3 separate regions of the Mus musculus genome follow, and all the other regions are linked to region 3. Evidence: chromatin loops called from intact Hi-C (ENCODE). Cell type or tissue: left cerebral cortex. All regions are shown on one strand. Each heading gives the region's core, and the rest is flanking DNA. Links, peaks and the distances in the headings are about the cores only. Region 1 has its middle 8.1 kb from the start of BB123696. Region 2 overlaps Auh (AU RNA binding protein/enoyl-coenzyme A hydratase). Region 3 has its middle 12 kb from the start of Gm33315.

Region 1 (4,518 bases), core at 723-3,222, 52 kb after region 3:
GAGCATCTCTCCTGGAGGTTCTCTGGAGTCATTCCTGCCTGAATTCAGGTGCTGTGCCACAGTACCCAAGCTACATACATGCTCTGGCTTTCCCTAGAGCTTTAAACAGTTCTTGTACTGACTGCTTTTGTGTTAACCTGACACAAGCTAAAGTCATCTGAGAGATGGGGGCCTCAATTAAGAAAAGGCTTCCATAAGACCAGGCTGTAGGCAAGCCTGTGGGGCATTTTCTTATTAGTAATAATTGTGGGAAGTTCCAGCCCATTGTGGGTGGTGGTGGCACCCTGGGCTGGTGGCCCTGGGTTCTGTAAGAAAGCAGGCTGAGTGTCCCATGGGGAGCAATCCAGTAAGCAGCACCCCTCCATGGCCTTTGCATCAGCTCCTGCCTCCAGGTTCCTGCCCTATAAGTACCTGTCCTGACTTCCTTCAGTGATGGGCTATGATATGGAAGTAGAAACCAAATAAACCCTTTCTGTCTAAACTTTTATTTCTTATCACAGCAATAGTAACCCTAAGGTAGTTCCTTTCTTAAAACAGGGGCATGACCAGCAGCTGGCTTCTACCTCAAGGTTATCTTGGCCTTTATTCTTTCCCCAGCTCATGCCCAGCTTTCTCCATTTTAGCCCACCAAGGACTTCTTTGTATCCTGTGTAAGGTGCACTTACTACAGTGCCCCTTGAATGGTCTAGACCTTCCACCCCAATTTCCCTTTCTTCCTCTACTCTCTTGGGGTACAGGTTCTCAGAGCTATCAGGTAGCTGTTGGAGAGCCTGACACCCCATTTGTACTCTCTCCCATTTTCCCATCTTGCCTCTGTCTGAGCAGCTCACACTGACCCTTCGGGGCTTCACAAAGTAAAACTTGGCCACAGAGGTGACTGAAGCAGAGCTGGTCACTGCTGGCCAGGCAGGCGGCCACAGCCACCCTAAACCAAGTTAGCCAATCAGCAAACAGGCCACCCAAGGAAGAACAGGAGAGGGTGGCACACGGACATCTGGAATGTGTGCCAAGGTACCACAAGGTCAGGCTTGAGGAGACAGAGGCAGGCCAGTGTTTCAGAGGGAAAGGGAGGAAAGTTATGCAAGTTGTTTTGAAACCATTGTCCTTGGCCCTAAGGATCAATAACAAGGGTGGGGTCAGTTCAAAGTTGACAAGGCAGCTGCTGACTGCCTTCCTGGAAGTGTTCTCTGCTTGGCTCTTAGAGTTATCATGGTCATCTTGGGCTCCCACATTGTCCTTCCAGAAGCCAGTGTGTCTCTGGGAGGTGACAATGGCCATAAAACAAAGGTACACCCAAAGAGGAGGACACCTGCCATCTGTGAGGAGGACTGCATTTAAACCGGAAGGAACCAGAAAAAGAAAAGAGGCCAGTAGGACAGTTGACGAATTGGTTTGGCAGCTGTTTGGATCTGTTTGTTTTAATTAAGTTGATGATGAATCTGGAAACCCTTGTGCTGGGTCAGGATTTGGAGGCTGAACTGTGTGATGGCAGGAATGCTTGTAAAAGTGATTAAAATAGCTTTACAGAGTGTGCCTGGAGGGACCAGTTGGGCTGGAGAGACTCGGTGTGGGAATGAAGGCCCAACTTCTTAGGAGTCCGTCCATCTGCCGCAGCCAGCCGTGGGCCAGAGATGATTAAACACTTAATCAGACCCGAATACTTGTGTTGTGTGCTTGCTGTGGCTACAGAAAAGGGTGCTGTCACCAATCTTTAAATAGCGAACCAGAGGCTAAATTTCACTCCATCCGTCAAAGGCCACGGCTCCGCAATGTCCTAATTTTAGCTGCTTGTCAATTCCCCAGTGCCTGTTCGCTGATGTAACTTTGATCTTCCGATGCTTTAGATGGCTTTTGTGCTGAATTTAGCTAGAATATACTATGAATCATCTGGATGGCTGCCCAGCTAGGGGAAGGGGGGAGGGAAGAGGGAGAAGAAAGGAGGGAGGGTGGGAAGGAACGAGAGCTAAGAGAACAGTCAGGCCCCTGAAGTGGTGGATAGAGATGGCATAAAGATGGAAGAGCCTCCTGATTCCAGGGCCATCCGCTTTTCCAGGAGTGTATTTTGAGTACATTATCTTTAGACATTTATATTCTCATGCAAACACACAGGAGGCCACTGCCAAGGTCTAAGGAGAGTGTCAGTAATCGTAAGACATTTGAAAGGAATATTTTTCTAAGCAAATCGCTGCCTCTAAAAGGGCATTTCTTTCCACTTAGGGAGCAAGCAGTGCCAAGATGCGTTCACTTAAGGGGGCAGAGAGCGTTTCTGATGGCCTCCCCTCCTTTGGGTTATTGGGGAATTGCCTTTTGTTTCAGGGCTAGCTGGCTTTTCTTCTCGCCTGAGATTTCTTTCTTCCTCCAGCTCTTAGCAGAACCTCCCATGTCACCTTCTGTCCTGAACGTACATAGCTGCCACCTCCTTCCTGTTGACATGCCTCAGGTGGTGTCTGTCACCTGGATCATGATTTCTGTTCGGACTTTGCAGGAGTGCTGTAAAAGAGTCAGTAAGACTCACTGCTTCTTGGCTGGGTCCTCAGCTACCTAGCCTTCTTCCTCCAAGTCAGGAAAGAGGAACTTCTTCCAGCCCCTCCTTCCAGGGTCTAATACTGTACGTTCTGCTCCTTGACTGGGGAGGGGTAGGAAGAAATAAATATATAGAGAAGATGGACTGTAGACTTTACAGCATCTCGGGGCAGCACATGATCATCTTCCATGAGAATTTGTGACCTTGATCAAGATGTAGTCACCTCAAGAAGGGGTATGTATACACTTCAGTGGAGGGGTTCGTGGTTGTCAGGTACCTTAGAATAATACAACATGCCTTAGTATTGAAATGTCTGGACTGAAGTTGATCTAAACCATAGAAGGACTGAAAATAGTGTGATCAGGTAGTTTGACAGATGTTGGAACCATGCCTCTAGACTCCAACTTCTTAAACTATGGGCATAGCCCCATAGTTTTGTCTTATGGCTGAGCTCAGTGATTGCAAACACTCTGTCAGGAGTTGGGTCTCACAGACCATTCCCTCACCCGCAGCAAGTACAGGCTCACACTCTTGCCTACCCTCCAGAATTTGACCTTAAGACCCTACTGCATGAAGTGGCCACATGCTTGAGTCACAGAAGATGGAATAGACAAGCTGGTGTTCAGCTGGGACCTTTGTCCAACTGGCTACCTCTCCTGGTACTGGAAGGTACAGTGTGTGCCACAGGAGGAGAGAAAGGATCATTTCACCTACCCATGATCCTGTCACAATGGCTGCTGACATAGGTGCAATGGTGGCACAGATGCCACACAGGTAACCACTTGCTTTCTGATTCAATCTAAGGCTCGGCATATGAAATGGAACTCGTGCCTGGCCCTGTTAAAAGGGCAAAAGCCCATGGCTACATAGGTCAAAATTTACATGTATAGAAATTAGTTTTAAAGTAATTTTTAGTGATTTTTTTCTCAGCAAATGTTTACTTTGTATATATAAGCACATATACAGGTCATATATAAATTTCTTGCACAAAGAGGGCTCAGGAATGACATAAGTTTGAATCAGCTGTATGGGGCACTCTGTCATGGGACAGCCAAAGCAGAGGTCCCAAGGAGCCAGAGGGCCACTGGATTAAAGGAGAGATTTTTCTGTGTTAGAGCCTTCAACATAGGCCAGGTGTTGGTCACTCAGTGGAAACTGTGATAGGCAAAGCCCACTCACCAGAACTGACTAAGATGGCACATGGGTCAAGGGGCCACCACAACTCCTCACTGTGCCCATGAAATGACAATGAAAGTGTTAGCTGGTCAGCCAGCCAGGCACCTTTAGAGAGAACTGCGTTAACAGCTTCAGAGTGGCCCCCTCCTGTACTTCCAGCCAGAGCCTTATGACACAAACTGAGCTTGCTCAGAGCCACTGCTGTGTAGCTAACCTTCCAAATCTTGAGCCCAGGGTGCCAAAGAGTGTGTCTCCCATCTTTCCTTCTTAAATAAAGGGTGTTGTTGAACAATACAGATGCCAGCGTACTAAGTACCAGGTCCTTGGGTAGCTCTACAATTCCAGACAAAGCTAGCTAGGTGTGGGAAGGATGCCTTATGGATGTAATATGGCTAAGGCCATTTTTTTAATATGAAAAATTGGGGAAGGAAAACAAACTGACACCGCATCTACATGGGCTCTGGGTGGGTCCGGAGGAGCAGAGAAATGCCGTTGGGAATACTATGGGATAGGAGCATAGCTCCCAGATGTGCTTGTATCAGAAGGCTGGTCTGGGAAAGTCTTCCTAAGAAGAGTACAGTGGTGGCTAGTAGGTTTTTGACACATGTTCAGGAATGCGGAATAGCTCCTTGTTGGTTTGGCCCTTTAGCTGTTAACTGATGAGTCTCCTGGTTCTGCTTTCAGTTCTGTTGCTGTGATAAAACATCCTGACCAAAAGCACCTTAGAGGAGGAAAGGGTTTGTCCACTGTCTCTCATCAAGGGAAGTTAAGGCAGGAACTCAAGCAAGGCCCTGTCCCATCGTACGCATAGACAAGAG
Region 2 (4,518 bases), core at 1,118-3,617, 57 kb before region 3:
ACCTACCCCCATCCCCTCAAAAAGAAGGTAAAACGAGGTGATTCTCAGATCAGAAAAACGAACAGTTTAGATCTCAGTCTCAGTATCTATAATAACGATCCATCCATGATGGACACAGCCACATCTCGACGTAGTTGAGAGAGCTGCTGGGGAGCCTTCTCGGGCATAGATTAGATTTGGTGAAGTTGACGGCTATGTGCAAAAAAAAAAATAAAGAACTTTGATTTAATCTTGAAAATCTAGGCAAAAACATGAGCTCAAAATAGAACACAGATATAAAACCACATGGAGTTCTGAAATCCGCAGAGGTCACACACTCGTTCCCAGCATTGGAGACTGAGGGGCTTGGCTCCGGGGGCTCATGGGAGTCTCCATCGAGTGACCTGCACTCCGGAGAAGGTGGTGCTGTCAGTGCCCACCCTCATGGCCATTCCCTACTCCTTGTTTTCAACATGTAGGAACTTGTTATGTTTAAAGCACTTGCTTCAAAGGCCTGGCTACCTGTGTTCAATCCCAGAGCCCCGGAGAAAGGTGGAAAGAGAATCAGCCCCACCAAGTTATCTTCTGACCCCCATGAACTCACCATGGTGCCTGTGCGTGTCTGCGTTTACATATCACACATACAGTAATAATAAACATTCAAAAAGTGCATCATTCATTCTATCGGCAACCCGATACATTCCTCTGGTCCGGCCATTCTCACAGTAACCTGATTTACATATTTATACAGCCCAGTGTGTATGGATAAGGTTAATAAATGATCGTGTGAAGTATGGTAGAAAGCAGATGTTTGAAAATCAAACTTGTTCCAACAGTCAGGTAAAACATGTTTATCAAAGACAGTAAAAGAAACTACACCAGTTCTGCCTTAGCCCCGAGGCATGTTTTGGTGTGTCCATGAGCACTGCATCTGGGAATTGATAGTGCCCCGATTTGGAATAGGGGGATTGGGAACACATTCCTTTATAGAATCAACACACTTGGCAGCTCAGCTGTCCTATGCTTTTCTGTCTGACCACTAGCCTGTGTAGCTGACGCTGATCCAGCCCGCAGGAGGACAAGAAGGAAGATCCAAGCTGCCTGTTCGGTGCACTGTTGCTGCCTAGTTGTTGCTTGCTACAGTTTTTCTTTAGCTTTAACAGGTTAAAATTAAGGTGCAATAAACAGCACATATTTTAACACACAGCTTGGTAAGTGTTGATATAGACACAGCCATGAAGGCATAGCCACGGTGGAGGAACATGCCCTGTGCACCCCAATGTTCTCATGCAGCCCCGGGCTGCTCCCGATCTGTAAAGTGATGCTTTTATCTTCTCTCTCCGGTGGCGCTAGGGGCTGAGCTCAGCCTTGGGTGCCGGGCGAGCACTCTATCAGTGAGTCACGTGCACAGCCTAGATCATCCTGTGACATCGTACGTATGTGATCTTCTCTATTTGGCTCCATTCACTTGCACAGTTATTTTTGAGTTCATCTATACTGTGAATTTCAGTATTGATTTCCTTTTTTGTTGCTAACCGGTGATGCATTCTGTTCACGTCCACAGTCTTTCTGTCTGAACAGACATCTTTTTTCCTTTTACCTTTGGCTGGGGTGAGCAGAGCCGCCGTGAGTGGTTGCATACAAGACTCCGAATGGCTCCCTGCTTTCAGTTAGCGGAGGCGGATGCTTCTGACTGAAATGGTTCATGCCGTGAGTGTGTGCTTGGCTTTAGTGAGTTGTTACTGGTTCCAGCAGCGTGAGTTCTATAGTGGGTGGCTTCCCTTTTTCGAGACAGGGTTTCCCTGTATAGCCTTGACTGCCCTGGAATTCACTCTGTAGAGCGGACTAGCCTGAAACTCAGATCCGCCTGCCTCTGCTCCCGAGTGATGGACCTACAGGCGTGCGCCACCACAGCCCAGCAGTTCCCCCATTCTTCACATCAATCAAAGATCTGCATGTGGTGATACTGGGGAAGCCCATCATGTCTGCTCCTCGGTGGGCTGTGCTTGAGCTCCTGTCTGCAGCTGACAGAGACCAGGCTGGCTTCCTGCTTCGTTTAGCGTGTTGAGTTTTCTGGTTTTTATCTGTGGTATAAGGCACATCCCTACCTGTCCTCACATTATGCATTGAAAAGACTCTCTCTTCTGGCTTCGGGTCTCTAAGGTAGCTACATCTCCATAAAATTAGATCAGACTGGCATTCTGTTTCATGAGCGTATTTGTCTGGCTTGGTGCCAGGGCCACGTGGTGAATCTTGAAAACACCCACATCGGTTTTTCTACTTTTTTTTGGCCAGTTGTTTTGCTGAATCCTAGTCCTTTTCATTTCCACATGGTAGTCAATTTCTACAAATTCATTCCTGTTGAGTGCTGGGGATTAAACTGAGTACCTGTCACATGCCAGAGTCACTAGGCTACATTCTCCTGTAAAGGATGGAGCACATTTACTATTTACTGTATACACTGTTTTGCCAAAGCGCTCTCAGGCTTCCCTGTCCTCAAAGGTGCAGTTGAGCTAGGCTGGTGACTGCAGGAGTTCCTAGCTGTGGTCAGGGACCATCTTTCCTCTGACGTGGACGAGCTGCTAGCTGTCCATGTCTCTCAGAAGTGAGCACCGTCTGTCAAGTGGCCTTTGTCAAAGAAATTTTTGCCACTTGTAAGATCCCTCTTTGGAACTAGAATGACCGTTTACACTCCCCTGCCTCACTTCCCCTGTGTTTATTTTATTTTTTCTTTTCACAAGAAAGTGGCCTTAAATATATTTCAGGGTCTGTGGGTCACTAGACATGACAGCTGTGTGCACAGGACCTGTGTAGGTCCTGTGTCTGTCTGTCCGTCCATCTATCTGTCACCATCATGTCATACCCCTCTTCTGTCCCCACCGCTGCCTCCTGCACCTGCTCCCTCCGCTGTGCCTCCTCAGCCGGGAGACTCTGAGCTCAGGTAGACTCAGCACCTTACCCCCAGCTACAAAGGAAGTGATTCTGATAAACTCTGGCTTGAGAAGCCTTTAAAATGGAAAATATGTAGACGTGACTGACACGTGATAGCAAATACAAAACAATCTGGGGAGACTGGATTTTTAAACTCTCATTTATCTTTGTATTTTCCTATCATCACCTTTTTGTTGTTAAAAACACACCATTTCTCTCTGTTCCCTTTCTTAGTAAAGGGTTTCTTAAAAACCCCTGTGTTGCCTGATGTCACTTCATTTCGGTTCAGGCACTAGAGAACTCTTAGGTCAGTAAGTAATGATTTGTGGGTAGCTTTCCAGAGTTGTAAGCTGCAGGCACCGCTCGGCTAACACACAAGCATTTCTCGTCTATGTGTAACTCAGATACAGAGAAGTGTTTTTACCATAAAACCCTTCTTGTGGTTTTTAGCCCGTGACACTCCTCTCAACTATGATAAGGACATGTCATGACATTAACGCTAAGTAATTCGATACTTGAAGTGCGTTGTTAGGTGTGATGGACGGCTTGGCTTTCCTGGGGTGAACCGTGTATGATGACCCCATGTTACTCTTCTAGAGCTGGAACACTCAGACTCCAGGTTTTCTGCGCTTATAGCAGGACCTGTTTTTATAGATGAATTAAATGAATAGGTTTTTTTTTTCATGTTATTTTGACACCATCTTAAAAAGCATTTGAGCTGGGCGTGGTGGCGCACGCCTTTAATCCCAGCACTTGGGAAGCAGAGGTAGGCGGATTTCTGAGTTCGAGGCCAGCCTGGTCTACAGAGTGAGTTCCAGGACAGCCAGGGCTACACAGAGAAACCCTGTCTTGAAAAACCACAAAAAAAAAAAAAAAAAAAAAAAGCATTTGGAAGTATACTGGCTAGTTTTGTGTCAACTTGACACAGCTGGAGTTATCACAGAGAAAGGAGCTTCAGTTGAGGAAATGCCTCCATGAGATCCAACTGTAAAGCATTTTCTCAATTAGTGATCAAGGGGGAAAGGCCCCTTATGGGTGGGACCATCTCTGGGCTGGTAGTCTTGGTTCTATAAGAGAGCAGGCTGAGCAAGCCAGGGGAAGCAAGCCAGTAAAGAACATCCCTCCATGGCCTCTGCATCAGCTCCTGCTTCCTGACCTGCTTGAGTTCCAGTCCTGACTTCCTTTGGTGATGAACAGCAGTGTGGAAGTGTAAGCTGAATAAACCCTTTCCTCCCCAACTTGCTTCTTGGTCATGATGTTTGTGCAGGAATAGAAACCTTGACTAAGACAGGAAGAATGATCGTCCGGTCTGTAGCTAGTCCGTGAAGTTCTGGAACTCTTGATTCCTCGCAGTTCTGTATTAAGTCTCGCTTGGGTTTTTCACTTTGGCACTTTGAGATTCCTCCTCACAGTGGGTGCACGTTGCCCAGGTTTTCAGATGTCTTAGCACTGATGTTTGCAGCGTCATGGTATCCTTAGCCCCTGGGGTCCCTTCAGAGTTCCCCGAGTCCTGCGTTTGCAGAGCTGCATGGCGTTTGTGCTCTCTTCACAGGCCCTCGGCCCTGCTCCCAGCTCCATTCGGGCCGCCTTCTTCCTCCCTGGGTATTT
Region 3 (4,518 bases), core at 625-3,124:
GTGCTTTTGGCAAAGACAAGCTCCACAGAGGACCCCAAAGCCCTTGGGCTTTCACCTGAGAATGACTCTTGTCCTGGCTTCCCCAAGAAGGGTGCATGCATGTGTGGTGCGTGCATGCATGTGTGTGTTATATGATGGGTGTGTGCATGCTCATGGATGTGTGCATGTGTGTGTGTTATGTGTATATAATGTGTACATGTGATAATGATGGGTGTGTGCATGCTCATGTATGTGTGCGTGTGAGTGGTGTGTGTGTGTGTAAGTGATGTGTTGTGTGTTTTGAGTGGTGTGTGTATGTGATGTGTACATGTTTGCATATGTGTGTTTGGAGCGTGTGGAATGTATGGCACGTGTGTGCCCACACAGGTGTGAATTGTGTACTGAGAGTGTGCATAATTTCCCTTCACAACTGTTTTGGAAAACAGGGCCAACACAACAACTAGAGGCTCCAGCATGGTGGTTCCTTGCTCAAGGGATCTTGTAATCACATGACTAACAGGAGGGGTTCTGGAGATGGCACGGGAGGCCAGTGATTGCCTGGTGGTGGCAAACTCCAGGGTTTCGAGACACCAGTGTCATGTCCTTGTTGCCTAAGGAGCCACTCGCAGGGATGGGTTTATTATCTGGGCTGTAAAGTCTTAAATGCCCAGCAGCAGCAGCAATTTAGTATATATACAGTCTTGTGTGTGTTAGCTTTCTAACCTGGAGGAGAAACACGGCATCATAGATGCAGGTTTTTCAAGAGGTGGACAGAGGTAAGTTTAGTGGAAGCTAAAAATGACCTAGACCTGTGGCCAGATGGGCAGGCCTGCCAGGCACTGAGATGTCCCACCCCCTACCATGCCCTCTCACCCGCATGCTACCTGCCCCCAGCCTGAAGAGCCCCACCTCTCAGGGGGACAGTCTGATTCTTCTAATGTTACCCATATGTCAGATTGCTGCCCTCCTGCTGTGTTTCAGGCCCTGCTGCCTTTCCAGAGAAGAGCATGAGTCACCACAGGGGCCAGAGAGGGAGGGAGGGGCCCCGGTCACCGGAAAAATAGAGTGGAGCAAGAGCCTTTTTATAGCTTTCTGAGTAGGCTTTCCTTTCCATAGGTTAATTTTTATCTGAACAACCCAGATAAGGTTGGATGGCCTTTTTACAAGAAAACTATTTAAATACAAGGGATTGTTTGGACAGCTTTTTAAAAGGCCAAGGGCATTTTCTTGCTTGCTTGTCTGTGTGTGTGTCTGTGTGTGTGTGTTTCAGTTTATAAATAGCATACATTGATAGTTAATGGCAATTTTCAATGCCATGTTTTAATGTAATTCCTTCAGCACTAACTTTGGAGCCCCCCAAACACAAAATTGTTCTTATCCCAAGGGACTGAAACCTTGCGAAGGTCAAGGGTTGCTAGCGCAGACCCTTTGAGACCCTGCCCTGTGTTCCAAACAGATGGTGATTTTTCACATCGAATGCTATTCTGGTGTACTGACTTAGGAAAATTATCTTAAAATAGACTTGAATGAGCAGAGCCTGCAAGAATAAGCTGTCAGCTTCTTTTTTACTCCTGGAAGGGGCGGGGGAGGGGGCAGGGAACAAAGCTGTCAGCGATTTCCACAAGTTGAGGAATCTGTGTACTTTCTTATTTTAGAGAAAGCTTTTTTTAGTGGGACTGTAATTGAGTCCCCTTACGTCGTTGGGTGTCAACAAATTACCATCTGTTCTGGAGATACTCAGTTGTGAAGCCCAGCCTTGCCAAATACCAAGGAGCAACTGCTCGCCACTGCGAGTGAGCTGGCTGAGCATCTGGACCATGGGAGTGTGGGCAAGCATCCAGCCTCCTTTACTCAGGTGTTCTGTGAGTTCTGGAACCTGAACTCTGCTAGCCCAGGACAGCCCAACCTTAGGGTCCTTGGGCAAGGAGAGGTTGACAGAGCCTGGAGCATCTTCACAGAGCATCATGTTGAGCAAGAAGCTAGATTTGGAGATGCTGGGCACACCGAAGCGAGAGGCGACCTCAGCCGAGTGGGTGGGGCCCTAGGCGAGTGAGTTCAATACATTGAGTTGCCATGGGGCAACATGCTGGATTTGGAGGGGATGCCAAAGTGCTCAGCTTTCTCCGAAAGGTGGTACCATCCCGCTCTTCAGATTCCAGGAACCAATCAGTCTTGGGTTGAAAATGGTTCTACCTATAGCAACACTGTAGACTTGGCCCATCACGTCTTCCTTAGATAGAATAGAGCATCTGTTTGCTCAGCATTCATACCCTCTGAAGTACTACAGGCCATCCGAATATGAGTTACGGCCTCCAGGAGGCTCCGCACAGGCTGCACATGCAAGGAGCTCGCACGCAATGATTTCTATACCTACAGACATGGTAAAGCCCGTTCTCCAGCAACACCGAGAGACATCTCAACTTGTTGCAGATTTTGCAGCAGTCAGGATGATGTGTGACAGGAACGGAGGGCAGGGGTCCTCGGCCTAGTGTGTGAACAGGGTTCTCTGTGACATGATCTCAGCATGCTGAAGGGGCTGTAAGAAGGAAAAGCTGAGCCGTGACCTCCTCTTCTTGGAGACGGGCCTCTCGAATATGGGACTCAGGAGTGGCTCTCCCGAGTGGGGACTAGGCACACCTAGTGCCCAGATTTGGTCCCCTTTGAAGGCTAAACTGTGACCATCCCAAGCTCCCCTGCCTCTTAGTTAGCTCTGTGCCTTCAAGTGAAAGAGGGTGGCCCAGGCTTTCTTAAACTGGAAGGGAGTTGAGTGGCTTGTAGGTGCCTAAGCTGAGTCCTGTAGCATGCACCTGAACCCAGGGAATGCACTGGACTCTATGTGCATAGAGAAGCCCCGGCCAGTGACGTTCTCAAAGCAGAATGCTCTCCTATAGGACATCAGATTCTGTTTTCATGTGACTTTGATTTTTTTCCCCTGTTCTAACCCCTGCCCCACCCCCATGTTCTATCAAATTAAAGGAAGTGGCCATGTGTGCTGCACGCATAGGTGCACACACTCCTGGCCTGGGCAGAATGACATCTCTGAGGACACAAAGGAAGCAGAGAGATCCATGACTGGATGGGTCTCCAAAGGGCCCGTGTCTCAGGGGAGTCCCTCAACCTGGACATCTGTCATCAGCGACCAGTTGCACTGACAGAGTCACCCAGAACCCCTGTGGCAGTGGGGGCTGCATCTGGCAGGTGCCCTCAGTGACTGTCAAGCCTCGGTGGGATCCATGGTGGCTTTTGCTCTTCACTTCCATGGGAAACGGTCTAGCATTCTGGAGGTCTCCTGTTAGCTGCTGGATCACTTGACCCGAAGCTGTTTGTGAACTGTGTTGATGAGGGAGGTGGGTAGTCTTTACCACGAGCGCTTTCCCAAGGCTGAGTGGAGACGGAACCCATAGGCTGCTTCCAGACTCACGCCTTTTCCAGTACGGAGCTCGGGAACTACCAGGAAAAGCTTCCAAGTTCCTAAAATCCTACAGTGTGCTCTGGGCTCTTCCAGACCCTAAGGATGTCAGCACCTACCCCCTGTCCATACTTGTGACTTCAGACCTAAAGCACATCACAAAAGCTAAGGCTCTTAGATATTTTAGAGCGGTCTATAAAAGGACACATCAACAGAGCTAGACCCCACGTGTGCTTTCTTTAGGGGAAAAAATATTAAGGAATAAGGATATAATACCCGAAAAGATGCAGTGGTCAGACCAAGGATGCTGGGATGACCTTTGACCCTGAAAAGGCTGAAGTGGGTTTACCCATGGACCACTCAGTTCCCATGGGGCCAACCAGCTCACCAACCTGTGCCTGGGACAGGAGATGAAGTAGGTTACCTACTTCAGGAATGTGTCTCTTAAGAAACAGTGTGGTCGTGAAGAGAGGAAAAAAAGTAGCACACACAGTTACGGTTTGTAATATTGTGACAGGACCTTGCCATCTGCAGTGCATCAGTGGGCTGCCTTCACGGCTATTCTGGGATGCCTGTGGATGGATGGCTCTGGGTTAGATCTGCTGCTTTCGGTGGTTTGAATGACTCCTAAGAGTTCATACACAGAAAGCTTTGTCCCCAGGGTGTGGGCATTAAGAGCTGGGGCTCTCTTTAAGAGGTGAGGTCAGGTAGGAGGTGGTGGGTTACTAGGAACACTGTATGTGGGAGGGGCTAGGGATCCCAAGCTTTTTCTCTTAAGACCTTGCTGTTAGAAAGGACTGGCTGTACCTGGTTTCCCTATGTTGTATTTTATTTTATTTTATTTTATTTTATTTTATTTTATTTTATTTTTTGGTCTTCCTGATTCTTCCTGCCTGTGCTCCTTCTGTGAGGCCATCTAGCAGAGGTGACTGTAGGCAGAGGACCTTCCAGAGCTGCCACCACACTGTCTAAGCTTCCTATCTCCAAAACTGTACATGAAACAAACCTCTTTAAAAATAAATAAGAAAACTTCCCAGCCTCAGGTATTTTGTTATGGCAACAGAAGCATCTGTATCTGGTGGCAGGAGTGTACACTGTTGGTACATGTGTTGGGCCTCTTCACTGTAGAC

The links. Hi-C counts contacts between places; a loop is a spot of excess contacts. Peaks named below come from ENCODE experiments on the same cell type or tissue, not always from the same donor. Only the 100,000 strongest peaks of a DNase experiment are listed, where the experiment ranks them.
Region 1: a loop joins it to region 3, with 4 times the contacts of the local background. A loop is called at or near these places in 6 of 42 quality-filtered maps.
Region 2: a loop joins it to region 3, with 3 times the contacts of the local background. A loop is called at or near these places in 4 of 42 quality-filtered maps.

Annotation. Positions count from the first base shown.
Region 1 is chr13:52,763,026-52,767,543 of GRCm38, reverse strand. No RefSeq gene overlaps it. Among named protein-coding and RNA genes, the nearest start is that of BB123696, 8.1 kb to the right of the region's middle. In left cerebral cortex, for the core only: no CTCF peak of the experiment used is centred there; a DNase peak (open chromatin) is centred at 1,863; H3K27ac peaks cover 336 bases.
Region 2 is chr13:52,872,982-52,877,499 of GRCm38, reverse strand. The region is part of intron 6 of Auh (AU RNA binding protein/enoyl-coenzyme A hydratase); the gene reads left to right. Among named protein-coding and RNA genes, the nearest start is that of Gm33315, 46 kb to the right of the region's middle. In left cerebral cortex, for the core only: no CTCF peak of the experiment used is centred there; DNase peaks (open chromatin) are centred at 1,723 and 2,159.
Region 3 is chr13:52,815,427-52,819,944 of GRCm38, reverse strand. No RefSeq gene overlaps it. Among named protein-coding and RNA genes, the nearest start is that of Gm33315, 12 kb to the left of the region's middle. In left cerebral cortex, for the core only: no CTCF peak of the experiment used is centred there; DNase peaks (open chromatin) are centred at 1,025 and 1,716; H3K27ac peaks cover 302 bases.